2 separate regions of the Homo sapiens genome follow, and region 2 is linked to region 1. The links are chromatin contacts, found by Hi-C or POLR2A ChIA-PET in ENCODE. All regions are on one chromosome and are shown on one strand. The core of a region is the stretch at or near the end of the contact, and the rest is flanking DNA. Distances in the headings are between cores, read along the strand shown. Region 1 overlaps STK24 (serine/threonine kinase 24). Region 2 overlaps STK24 (serine/threonine kinase 24).

Region 1 (6,603 bases), core at 1,366-3,865:
GGAAAACAATGCAGGCGAGGGAGGTGAATGGGGGAGCTGGAGTGAGGATGAGCCACAGAGGGCCTGAGACCAGAAGGTTTTAGCTGATTAAAAGATCAGCCAGTGTTGCCAGAGAATCCGAGGGACAACCTTGGAATCTAATTACAAAGGGACAATGCTACATAAACCAGTCACTTAATCAGGCAGAGATGTTTGACGGACTTAAAAAATGAGTACACGACATGGGTTTTAAGAAATGAGATGGCATATTCATTAATGTTTAGGCCAAGTTGCCATCATAGCAGCTCTAAAACAGTGTCTCACAAAAGATAGAAATTTATTTCTCCCCCTGCACATGGGGTCAGTGGCTCTGGTCCATACCGTCACGGTCTGTGCTGGTGGGTGGCTTCAGCATCTGGAGCCCCAGGCTTCCCTTGGTCTTCAGCCATTGTCCTCTCCCACTGCCAGTGCTTCAGGGCCAAGACCAAGCAGGGGCATGGGGCACATTTGCTCCTGTCTGACCCACTGGCGAGGTCTTAGTCACCTGACCACAGGCTGCTGCTCAGAGTCTGGGAAATGTGGTTTCTTGTTGTGGCTGAGTGCCCCGGCCAATAGTCCCTGTTACAGAGCTTCGAAGCAGGGGAGGACAGGCTCGGGGAGGGGGAGTTAGAAGTCACACAGAGGTGGGATGTGGTCTAGGTTTTTTTCCTGGGTCCTATTTGAAGAGTCTGCAAGTGCCTGAATGATGGAGAGCATGGTCGCAATGGCGAACACCAGCTGCTGACTTGGAGAGCTTGGCCTGGTCCGAGCTGCTCATGAGGCACTCTGGGGGGTAGACAGCAGCCGAATACCCTTTATAGTGAATTTTGACGCAGAAAGGATTTCCCCCCAAGTAAGGAGAGTTTTATCTCTTTTTCTCCCCTTCCTCCTCGTTCCCCATGGGCATATAAGTCAATGATGGATGGTGTTCAGGGCAGATTTAAAAGGGCAGAACCATGCAGACAGTCATCACAGAGCCAGCCCTTAATTATCCAGGGGAGGATTTTCCATGAGTGTTCCTCACCTCTTCCTCTTAGCGCCCTTTGGGAATGACAGCAGGCCGCTCTGCCGTTGCTTTTGGGAGACTTGGTAATGGAAGGGAGGTGGTTAAGTCCAGATCTAACCACAGGTATTGATCGTCGGCTTGGGCACAGACTTGGTGAAGGAGGAGATGGGAGATGGGACCCGACTCTAATGTGACTTTTTTTTTTTTTTTTTGAGACGGAATCTTGCTCTGTCACCCAGGCTGGAGTGCAATGGTGCGATCTTGGCTCATTGCAACCTCTGCCTCCTGGGTTCAAGCGATTCTCCTGCCTCAGCCTCCCAAGTAGCTGGGATTACAAGCATGTGCCATCATGCCCGGCTAATTTTTCTGTGTTTTTAGTAGAGATGGGGTTTCACCATGTTGGCCAGGCTGGTCTCGAACTCCCGACCTCAAGGTGATCCACCCGCCTCGGCCTCCCAAAGTGCTGGGATTACAGGCATGAGCCACCGCGCCTGGCCTCTAACATGACTTTGATCTTTGGTCGACTGGATTCTCCTGCACTCCAGCATTATGAACAAAAGCAAACACTCCGGCATCTCTATCCTCCTCCCCACTGTCCACCCAGGTGATGAGAAAAGTCTGTGTTCCTCATTTTGAAAATTAAAATTTCTACATTCTATGAACACTGAAAAATAGATGTGGAGAAAGCTGACTTAAGGCATAGTTTTCCTGATTGTGTTCTTTAGAATAGTAGTTTTGATATGCATTTCTTATAAATAAGACTTTTGTTCAGGTAACTGGGAAAAAACTACTTTCTGGGGAACAGAGTCTGTGGCGTAATGCCTTAGTCTGAGGTAACTTTTGGACAATATCTTAATTGGAATTTGGGACAATTTCTGGCAGGCGATGGAGATGGGCATTTTGACCTTCTCTGAGCATATGTGTGCGGTCAAACTAAAAGCGACAAGTGCATTCTCTGCACCTGGGTCCTGGGTGGAGAAGGCCAGGGGTGGCTGGATTCCAGGTGTGTCTGCTGCCAGGCAGGCCAGAGTCCCAGCGAGGCCAGTGTGTGAGGAGAGGCCACCTCTGAGAGTGGCCCTGACCCTGGGATTGCTGTGTAGACCAGGGCAGGCCTGCGAGCCAAGGCAGCACAGCTCACCCATGGGCCGGAAAGCAGGGCCAGGTATGAGTCAGGCTGTGGTTTCGGTGACAAGGGCTGTCTCGGTTGCCCCCACACTGCACCCCACAAGTACTTCCGGATGTGGAACAGGATGTGAAGGAGCTGAGGCACGCAAGGACTGTCGGGCTCTGTCCCAGAGATGTGCACGCCTGAGTCGGATGCTTCCTGTGGAGGAGCGCCCTAGTTTTCATCCCCTTTGGCTTAAAGCACATTTCTTATCTTTTTAAAACTAAGTGAAAGGCCCCAGATTGTATCTTCCTGTTGGCTAAAATGTGTGGGTGTGGGCTGTGAAGACATTCACTGTCAAGTCTGAAAACCAAGAATGGGGGACCATGATTTGGGGGAACCCTACCTGCATCGATTAGACATCTGCCCTCTGTCTGGCTCCGTTTCTGTGGTTCCGGGGAGCACTGGTGGCTTTGCTGCTGTCATCTGTGGAATTACTGTTTGTGACTGACTGCCCCACTCTGCAGGGGGCGGGGGGGGGCTTCCCGTCTGGTTTGAAGTGAGCCTTTGTTAGCCTGGTTTTCCTTTCCTTTTAAATGGAGATGTGGATACCTGACATTTCTTCCTTTCATCTGATATAGTTGTGGATATAAAGGAGTCAATAGGAACAATTATTTTGAGTTTCTGAGAATAAAAGCTTTCAGAGGTAATTATTATCTTAGGGATAATATAATAGTTATTATTATTATATAATATCTATTATATAACAAATCCCAAACTATTAGGATTTAAGCTCTTTCAGCTGCATTCCCCCAAGTTGGGGAGCTTTAACTGCAGATTTAAAAAATTCTAATACAAGGATATCCTCAGAGGCGCCTGGCTCCTAGGCCTTCTTTCCTGGGTGTTTTTGGGTACCAGGGGTGAGCCTTCTGGTAAGGGAACCACATATGTTAGGACAGATCCTGGCTGCTCTGTCTCTTGGCTGTTCGTTTCCTGGAGTGAAATCCCCAGCCTGTACCCCGCCCCTGCCATGGCCAGAGGGGCACCCTGAGGTCAGCTGCAGGCGCAGGCCGGGTCGTGGGCTTCCTCATTGGCTCAGCCTGCGCCCCGCCCCTGCCATGGCCAGGGGGTCGCCCTGTGGTCAGCTGCAGGCGCAGGCGGGGCTGCGGGCTTCCTCATTGGCTCCTCTTTGCTTCTCTGCTGGCTTGGCTTCATTGAGCAAAGCCATTTTCTCGGGCCCTTTGTTTTTTTAAGGGTCCCTCAGTGGACTGTAATTGTTAGGGCAAAATCATGTGTTTTAAGTGAAGAAGATTTCAGGTTTTAATTACCCTTGTCCATTAACATGGATAGTGTTTCTGTTTTATCTCAAACTTTTCATAAGATAATCATTTAAGTAACTTTAAGAATTTTTTTCTCTTCTTAGTTAGAACCTGGCCCATTAGATGAAACCCAGATCGCTACTATATTAAGAGAAATACTGAAAGGACTCGATTATCTCCATTCGGAGAAGAAAATCCACAGAGACATTAAAGGTAAGAGGACATCCGTTTTCATTCCTTTGAAATACTGAAGGTGGTGGTGGGGTTGCCCTGAAGACTTCTCAAGGGAAGGTGCTGGCGCCCATTTGTCCTGCACGTTTGCCTTGCCTGGGCTGGGCTGGCTTTGAGGGGGTCTGACAAAAAGTGTAGCCCCGGTGCCTGTGCTCGGTGGGTTCGCCACCCAGCCAGGGAGAAGACGCGCTTGTGGCAGTGCACGGAGTTGTAAGTCCGCACCGCCCAGGGCCGCCTTGGCTTTCTTTTGCAGCGGCCAACGTCCTGCTGTCTGAGCATGGCGAGGTGAAGCTGGCGGACTTTGGCGTGGCTGGCCAGCTGACAGACACCCAGATCAAAAGGAACACCTTCGTGGGCACCCCATTCTGGATGGCACCCGAGGTCATCAAACAGTCGGCCTATGACTCGAAGGTGAGGGGAGGGTGAGGGCGGCGCCGTGCCTCACGAGGCCTGGAGGGCTCCCGCCTTTTGTTCTTTAGCCTGGTAGCTTTTCTAAGTTGGAACGAAGCTGGTACCTTGAGGTAGGTCATAAAGGTAATTCTTCAACCTTGGTTATGAACAGTTTTCTCCTCTGTCTCCTGCTGTATCATTTAATACCCTGTGCTGATCCAGCCCACCATGATCGAGGTTTTTAACTCAGGCTATGTTTGTTTGGTGGCAGCGGGGACACAGGATGGAGCGGGTTTGGAGGGGGGTGGGAGGAACTGAAGGGCCATGGTGGTGAGGGGTGGAGGCGTGTGCGGTTGCAGAGGGGCTCCACCTGCTGTCTGGGCACAGCTGGGGGTCGAAGTGCAAGTGCGTGGAATCGGCAACCTTGAAGGGGCCTGTAGAGAAAGGGGCTCCCACAAGAGAAAGGGAGTCCACGGAAGCGTGAGAATGGAGGAAGAACAGTGCTTTGAGTGACTGCTGCAGGGTCTTCCTATTATTTTTAGTTCTGAGGATTCTCGTTCCCAGCCTGTCCTTGTCAACATGTGATGAAACCCTAACCCTTTCTTCCCACTGTTTTTTACTTGTCCTGTGTTAGGGACACTCTCCTAATTTTTCTCATATTCTTTTTCTCTGTTGCCCTCCACTTTTGTGAACTCTGTTAGATGGGACAAAAAATCCCGGGACTTTGCCTCCTAGGGCTCTGGTTTAACTTCAGTTCGCACAGTCTGCTCTTCTTAGGACCCTGTACACAGTTAAAAGGCCACATGATCCACGGAGAATTGGCTTTCCTGGGCTCCAAGTTTCTGAGCAAACAAATACCTAACTCAGATATGCATATAGGCCGAACCTTGCTGCTGCTTTTAAACAGAAATCTTCCCAGTACCCAGTAAACTTCCCACCTTGTTAAACATAGTACAGGAAGCACCAGGTGACTTTCCCTGCAGACCCAGGTCACCGTTGCAAGCTATAGACTGTTAGAAAGCGTCCAGGTTGTAGCTCAAGTTGCAGGCGTACCTGGTTCCACCTTGGGAGGAGTGAGCCCGTCTCACTGTTGAGTGGTAGCGGTGGCTGTGACTTTTCTGAGCACTATGATGGCCTTGACAGCCTCTGGCTGGTGAGTGACTGATGGGTTCCCCCACCCCCCACATACCCACACAGCAGACCTGGCTGGTCTTGGGTGTGTGCCCTTGCCTGGGAGTGTCTCTACCCCACGTGGGAGGGACACTGCCTTGGCTGCTTCTCATCTGCAGTCACTTTGGCTGTTGACCCTTTTCCTGGGGTCATGTAATTTTGGGACTCGACCAGGAACTTACATGTTTAGTCCATTCTCTTTATTTTAAGCTGACCCCATTTATCAAAGTTCATCTGTGTAGATTTTGGCAAGGCTGAGACTAGAACCCATGTTTCTTAACTCATTGGATGACACCACCTCGATTATTCTCTTCTCATTCTTTGTAGTAAATTAGCTGATCTACCATGTGACTGAGGACTCTGATTTTAGATTTCCCTCTCTCCCTCCTTCCTTTCCCCTTTCCTTCCTCCCCTTCCTTCTCTCTTTCTCTCTCTTTCATTATTGTATTTATTTCATATTGATTCTTTCATTTAACCCATTCTGTGTAGGCACATTTTTCTGGATTCCAGTAATACTGGAGTAGACAAGAACAAAAGTCTCTTCTCCTGTATGTCTTAAATTCATATGGGGGAGACTGACAGTAAACAGGAAGAATTAACAGCACTTTAGGAGCAAGCGTGCTGTGTTGTAGTCACCATTTTCAGTGAGTTACCTGCCTTAGGTGACAAATATCCCTAGAGAGTGGCGGGGCAGAAGGCATGGGCACCTCAGTGTGCGGCCATTTCAGGGTTGGGCCCTGGCAGGATGGCGTTCTAGTTGAGATGCAAGCTGAGAGAGGTTTAAAAGAGTTTTGAAAGCATCAGTGCACAGCTTTAATTGGTGTTTTGAAAGAAAACTCCAGAATAAATAGAAGAATGTTTAAAGATTTAAAACTTACCCAAGGTCAAGAATGATGTGAACCCATAAGTCAAAGAGGTTGCCTGGTACCAAGCAAAATGAATGAATAGAGATGATTACATATGTCAGAACCTTTTCCAGAGGAAAAAAGTTGTATTACAAACTTATTAAAAAATTAAGTGCCTTCAAAGGAAGAAAATCAAGCTGGTGCCATTCATTCACAAATTTGTACTGAGCAACTGCACTGTGAATACAACTGTGATCACGACAGCACACTCCCTCCTCTCCTGAAGTAGAAGAAACAATAAATAAGCAGTTTCAGATCATGCAAAGTGCCGTGGAAAAAAGGAGACAGGGCCATGTGAAGATCTTCCGCTCTTGGTTGCACCATCACTGCTCACATGAGAACCTTTATTCGAGAGCTGTCCTGTCTGCCTGAGCCATCCGCACCCACCTTCCTTGAAGGGCAAGTCCTCCCTTCAGAGTTCCAGTTCCAACTCTGAACTGGAAATCATGAGCAAACTCT
Region 2 (6,494 bases), core at 1,063-3,562, 33 kb before region 1:
GATCACACCACTGCACTCCAGCCTGGGTGACACAGCGAGACTCTGTCTCAAAAAAAAAAAAAAAAATTACTGTAAAACTCACTCTTGGATGTATAGTCCTATGTGTTGTAACATATGTATAGATTCTTATAAGTACCACCACACATGGGACCAGAACAATGCCAACGTTCCAAAGAATTCCTGAACCATCCCCCGCCCATGGCAGTCACTGATCAGTCCTTAGCATTTTGGCTTTTCCGGAGCACCGTAGATGGAATCACACATCTGTTGTTAGTGGCTTTTGTTAGTGGCGTTTTTCAGTTATTGTCATGCCTGAGGAATCCTTCCGTGTTCATGCATGTGTCACTTGTTTGTTCCTTTTTACTGTTAAGTAGGGCACCAGGGTGTGTATAACCAGGTTTACCTATCGAAGGACATGTGGGTGTTTCCAGAATTTGGTGATTATGAACAGTGTTGCTATGAATATTGATGCACTTTTTTGGTATGAACATAAGTTTTTCATTTTTCTAGAGCAAATACTTATGAGTAGGATAGGTATTTAATTTCTATTTAATGTCTGTTTAATTTTCCAGAGTGCCTGTATAATTTTGCATCCCCACCAGCATTTGGGGTACTGTCAGTAATTTTCATGTTTGCCATTTTAGTAGGTGTGGAATGGTATTTCATTGTAGTTTTAATTTGCATTTCCCTAATGACTTATGATTTTTGAGTATCTTGTCCTAAGACGCTTACTATTTCCCGTCAGTACTCTAGAGTTTGGAGTAGGATATTCATTTTAGGTAAATGCTACCATGTGGGAATATGGGGCCGGGCACAGTGGCTCACCCTGTAATTCCAACACTTTGGAAAGCCGAGGTGGGAGGATCACTTGAGCCCAGGTGTTCGAGGCTGCAGTGAGCTATGATTGTGCCATTGTACCCCAGCCTGGGTAACAGAGTGAGACACTGTCTATCTCTTTTATTAGTAAGGAAAAAATACTACCGTGTGGTTGTTCGGAATAGCCTTACCAGCTAAATGCCTGGTTTAGCTGTGGGTTTTTGTTTCTGTGTTTAAGTAAAAAAATAAAAACCTTTACCGATCTACAATTCACCCACTTAAAATATACAATTCAAGAGTTTCTGGTATATCACAGAGCGGTGCAGCCATCACCACAATTTTAGAACATTTCATCCCCTCGAAAGATACTCTACCCATCATCATTCACTTCCCATTTCTTCCCAGATTCCCGAGTCTCCTTTCTGTCTCTATAGATTTGCGTATTCTGGACACCTCATATAAGTGTAATTATAGAACATGTGTCCTGTTGTGTCTGGTTTGTTTCACGCGGCATGTTTTCAAGGGCTCTGTTGCAGCATGTGTCAATAGCTCTTTTTATTGCTGAATAATGTTCCATTCTGTGGATAGACCACACTTTGTTATCTATTTATCAGTTGGTGGATATTTGGGTTTTTATTTTTTGGCTGTTGTGAATACTGTTCCCATGAACATTCGTGTACAAGTTTTTGTGTGGATATGTTTTCCTTTCTTTTGGATGTATTACTTGGGAGTGGGGTTATTGGGTCAAATGTGTTTTGGGAGCCCCCATCTGAATTGGGTTCCAGTATCAGAGTAGCTAGCGACCCTTCCCTAAGGGGAACTGAAAGGCAGCTGGATGTGGGTGATGACCGTGTGCCTTTCACAGGATGCTTCTTTTACCTGGTGGATGGGCTCACGCATAATGGTCTGAGCCCCGACTCGGGAAACTTGTTTATACTGACGGACACCCCTGTGGGTCTTGTCTGACTACCTGGCCATCATTCTGGTGCTGGGAGTCCAACCTTGTTTGCTCCCACACGTCCTGGGGTAATGTGGTTGGTTCTTCGGATGGAGGGTACAGAGTCCGTACACCATCACAACAGGAAGCAAGTTCAAACATATATTTTAGAAGATGCTTTTGAAAAATGGCTACATAATGATTGTACAGATATCTGAGGTACATGTGATATTTTGATATTACATATAATATGTCGTGGTCAAATCCAAGTTCAAAGACTTATTACTTACATATCCTGGGCAGGAGGCAGTCCTCTGTCCTGGGTTACACAAGGCAAGAATGAAGAGTCAGGCAGAGAGAGAGAGCGACAGAGAGAGTGTGCACAACTGGCAGTATACATTATATAAGAGGGAACAGGGCGTGGGGCTCTGTAAGTTCTCGGGCAGGCCTGAGTGTTCTGTTTAAAGGAAGCAGATGGAACATGGGGAGCTCAGTCTGCTGGGTGTAGGAGATGCCTCTAAGTTCTTATCTTGGCCAGCGAGCTGGGCCTTTTGGGTGTGGTCTAGAACTGGAGACCGTGTCAAGGGTGACTAAGCCCTGCTTCTGGTATGAGAAAGTTAAACTTGTATTCAAAATGGATGCCAAGGCAACATAAAATTTGAAGAGTTTACTGTAATATACAAATTTTATGTTTAACCTTTTGAGGAACTGGTTTTTTTTTTTGTTTTTGAGGAACTGTTGAGACTGTTTTCAGTAGTGGCTTATGTTCTCATGGTAGTGAATGAAGGTTTCAATTTCCCCTTGTTTGTTTTTTTAAAATTGTGTTAAGCAGTATCTCATGGTTTTCACATGCATTTCCCTCATGACTAATCATGGCTAATTGTGTTGAGCATGGTTTGTCTACGTTCTTGGCAACATTGATACTATAAAACTTTCTTTCACCAATCTCTTAGCTATAACAGTATTTTATGTTTATTTCCATTTCTATTAATCATAACTTTGAGCATCTATGTATGTTCTTAACCATTAGGATTATTCTGTTGAATTCATATCTCCTAGGAAGTTTTCTATAGTTTAATGTGTTTATTACATGTGATTATCAAATTCCCTTTCAATTTTCTAGTCAGGAAATAATTGTCTGATAATTAGGCTTATGAAGTATTGTGAAACTAAAAAAGGGTGCCCAAAACTATATGTTTTGGCCTGGTAGCCACATTACAAATTAATTCATTACAAATTATTTCTAGTCTGTGAACAGGAGCTCTTGTGAGTCTCACCAGCGCTAGTCACATTCCTCAAGCTTGACCATCCCTTTGAGAACTGATGAAACAGCTTTGAAATTGGCAAAGCTGAAGAATGGACTTCAAAGCAGAGAAGGTGTGAATTGTTTTAAGTGGGAGCTTCATGGGAATAAAATATGAGGCGTGGCCCTGAAGGTTAGTTTGTGGTATGTTACAAAGTTAACTCATTCTGATTTAAGACCACCTTTTCTGAGAGTTAGGGGAAAGTGCTTTTTCTCTCTGCCATAGCTCGTATGGCATGGAACCAGACACTGTGTACACAGACATGCCCCTGGCCCCTTTAAAATACCCCCTGTTCCTCCCACCCTCACTTTCCCGGACAATAGCAATAAGTTTACCAAGAAAGATCTCATCTTCTGTCCCAACAGAAATTCTAAGTAGCATTTCTGCTCTCCAGTGGGGCTTGTGGTGTAAGTTGCATTTAAATTGGCATTCTTTTCTGCTGACCCTGAAAGGCTAGTGGTTTACTTGTAGGCAAATACTCTTGCTGTTTATTAACATACATTCTTCTGTGAAATTTCCTACTATGTTTCTTGTCTCTTAGTGTTGGTTTTTGATACCACAGGTGTGTTCTCTGACTTTATCACACTAGTTTTAACTTTGAAGCGTCCTCTGTTGGGGAAAAAAATCCTTGATTTTAATGTAGTTAATCCATCAGTTTTTCACCTTATATGATTTCTGCTTTTGGGATCCTGTATACGAAATACATCAGCTTCTCATAGGTTACAAATATATTTATTTTTTTTCTTCTATTAGCTTTATAATTAGCCTTTCATATTTTAGTATTTGAAGTAGCAAGAAGCGGTGGGGAGCAGGAAGAATTCTGGGTAGCTGGGACCGTCATTGCAGGCTACGTGTTTCTTTATATTTTTGAGTTTATTGTAATGTCAAACACTTGTTATGCATTGGTGTTTGAATTCTCCTTTGGTACTTTCCCTGTTGCATTTTGGGCCATGTGGGTTTATGGGATAACACCACTTGAGCTTGACTTGGTGGAATAGAGGTTTTAGGGTTGGGGGAAGAGATCTGCAATGGGCTTTTGGGAAGTGTCATAAAAGAAGCTAGAGACAAGACCTAGTTAGAGGGGAGGCTGCCTTTACCATCACATTTCTGTTTGTCTCCCGCCTTCCTGACTCTGTGCTCTGGAGATCTGGAGACCTGGAGACCTGCCTCAGGATATCCCGTCCTGGCTGGGAATGAAGCCAGGGAGTGTGGTAGTCTAATTTTGGGCTCTGTTTCCTCATCTGCAGACACTGGGCATACTTGTCTTTTAAGTTATTTGCAGTCTGTAATTGATTTGGCTCAGCTGGCCCTAAGATACGGTATTCCTTGTGTAAAGTCAGAGAAATCAGAGCCAAAGATAATTAGAGCTGGAAAGGCCTTCAGAGGTGGCTAGCCCTTATCTTTCTTTCTCTAGGCTAGAAAACCATGGCCCAGAGAAGCTGAGTGATTTCCTTTTCTTCTACTATCAACACTAGGACAAATACTCAGATTCCAGGCAAGTGTGAAGCGTTGGCCCTGTGCCAGGAGCCCGCAGGCCTGTCTTGCTAATTTGCTCAGGCTTTCAAAGCTTTTGCAGCCCTTTGGCTGTTGAGCTGGGATTTAGGGCCAGAGTTTCCTCATTCCTGGTCTACCGTTAGCTTCCCTGCACCTGACGGTTGTCCTCTTAAGTACTTCTCCCCCATTTTCTTACCGGATTCCCTCTCTCCAGTGGTGTGTTCTCCTTCTACAGAGGGTATTTCAGATATTTATTCAATAGTTCAGCCATTTTACAAAGTTGAGGAGGGAGAATCGGGTGGAGCAGACACAGTGGCACTGCCTTGCTGGAGGCATCCTCGCTGGCTCTCCCGCCCAGCTGCACATTTACAGAGGCCTAGTGTCGGCCAGCACCGTCCTTTGCACTCAGGCCTCTGCTCACAGGTCAGCACGCCCTTTGCATGTGTCCAGTGAGGTTCCCCTGAAAGCCTGAGCAAATTAGCAAGACGGGCCTGCGGGCTCCTGGCCCAGGGTCACCGTTTCACACTTGCCTGGAATCTGAGAGTATTAGGTCACATCTTCAAAAGACTGTATTTGTCCTAGCATTGAATTCTTACTCACGGCCACCGTATTTATTGGGTAGTTCAGCAGGAGAAATTCTTGCCTAACACGTGTCCGTGGTTTTAGTGCATTTTTAGTGCTTCGCCGATGCTCACCTCTGTACTCATATGTATTAAATGATTGAATTTGAATTGGTGCCGGTAGCTGTGCCCCACTTTGACATAGATCCGGAAGCTTAGCCAGGGTCCACAAGTCTGTCCTTTGTGTTTGAGTGGGAAATTGCACTGTGTGATTGATAACGGAGGAGCTGCTTCGGCTACGGGAGACATTGCCCTGTGAGCTCGGCAGGGCAGTCCTTGTCCTCCCCTCCTGTGCTCGCATCAGCTGCTGCCAGGAGCCTCGTTTTGGTTTTGTGGTCCTGCACCTTCCTTCGTTAGCACTGCTGTGTTCCTCACCTGTGGATGTTCACGGTTGCCTATGAATCTGGGCGGTGATTCCATTTGTTCTCATTGCAGCCGTTCCAGTTATTAGGAATCCAGCTGTCTGAAAAGCTGTATCCTTCCTGACGACCTGTATTTTATTTCCTTGTCACCTTTGCATCCTAGCACAGGGTCCGTGAGAACGTTGCTCTTTTTGTCTGACAGTTCAGACCCGTCGGGCTCTAGAGAATTGACTGATGTGTTTGGAGTTAGTTCCTAGTCGTTTCTGGAGTGGTGACTGGTTTAGATTTTTGCCTTTTGAAAAGCTACTAGACGTAAAACTTAATTGGTGTTTTGGCGAGTCCTTTTGTCTGTGGCAGTTCATCTTTAGAGAAGTAAATTAATTTGTAGGTAAGCTTTTTCTCCTTTTTTGATTGGCTATCTAAAACATATATTTGAATCAAACTTTTAAAACAGAGATACAGAAAACTCTTCATGAAAAGATTTTTTTGTCTTCCTTTCTTTGTATGTTTGATATACAGATAACTGTTAACAGTATTCTGATTTCCATTATTCACATTTCTGTAGTGACAAGGATCAAGTATCTGCAGGCATTTCTTTGTCCCGGGAAAAGCAGATTTTTTCAAGGAAATGATGTGTTGATATATAATAGAACATACATAAATACTTTTGCTAGCTGTGCAGTTAGTTAGAAAGTGTTGATGTTTTGACATTGGGTGGCTGTTGGTCACTGCAGATGGAATTGCTGAAAGAAATTTACATAACCTGTTAAGAGACCAATCATTGTTGCACTAGATTAGGTACTCAAGTTAGTTTACAGAATTTTGATTATTTTTGGTTGGCTTGGTATGAGATTGGCTTTCGATTATATGCTTCAATTGGGTCTAATGACTCTTCCCTGTCATTGTAAATGGAATCAGTGGAGATAGGTCAATGACAAGGTTGATTATAGACCAGGGCTTA

The links. Hi-C counts contacts between places; a loop is a spot of excess contacts on that map. ChIA-PET counts read pairs that join two places held with the same protein, here RNA polymerase II (POLR2A). Pooled maps may share reads with other maps.
Region 2: a loop to region 1 is called in a map of B cell, with 3 times the contacts of the local background. The contact joins two enhancer-like sites. A Hi-C loop is called at or near these places in 18 of 168 maps with a recorded cell type or tissue (B cell, CD4-positive, alpha-beta T cell, CD4-positive, alpha-beta memory T cell and 14 more), 37 of 37 single-sample maps with no recorded cell type and 21 of 50 pooled maps. POLR2A ChIA-PET finds 5 or more read pairs at or near these places in 31 of 52 experiments (A549, AG04449, AG04450 and 24 more).

What each region holds. Positions count from the first base shown.
Region 1 is chr13:98,472,308-98,478,910 of GRCh38, reverse strand. STK24 (serine/threonine kinase 24) reads left to right here. Exons shown (of 11, transcript NM_001032296.4): 4 at 3,553-3,661; 5 at 3,933-4,090. Among named protein-coding and RNA genes, the nearest start is that of FARP1-AS1, 40 kb to the right of the region's middle. RefSeq lists enhancers at 1,382-1,676, 1,883-2,102, 2,253-2,402, 2,413-2,512, 1,554-2,753 and 1 more. Within about 2 kb of position 2,615, at least 31 of the 41 ENCODE cell types and tissues checked have a DNase peak (open chromatin) inside an H3K27ac peak, as active enhancers do; they include B cell, CD4-positive, alpha-beta T cell, GM12878 and 4 more, where a contact is called at or near this core.
Region 2 is chr13:98,505,474-98,511,967 of GRCh38, reverse strand. All of the region lies in intron 2 of STK24 (serine/threonine kinase 24), which reads left to right. Among named protein-coding and RNA genes, the nearest start is that of STK24, 68 kb to the left of the region's middle. RefSeq lists enhancers at 4,242-4,841, 4,842-5,441, 5,442-6,041. Within about 2 kb of position 2,312, at least 29 of the 41 ENCODE cell types and tissues checked have a DNase peak (open chromatin) inside an H3K27ac peak, as active enhancers do; they include B cell, CD4-positive, alpha-beta T cell, GM12878 and 4 more, where a contact is called at or near this core.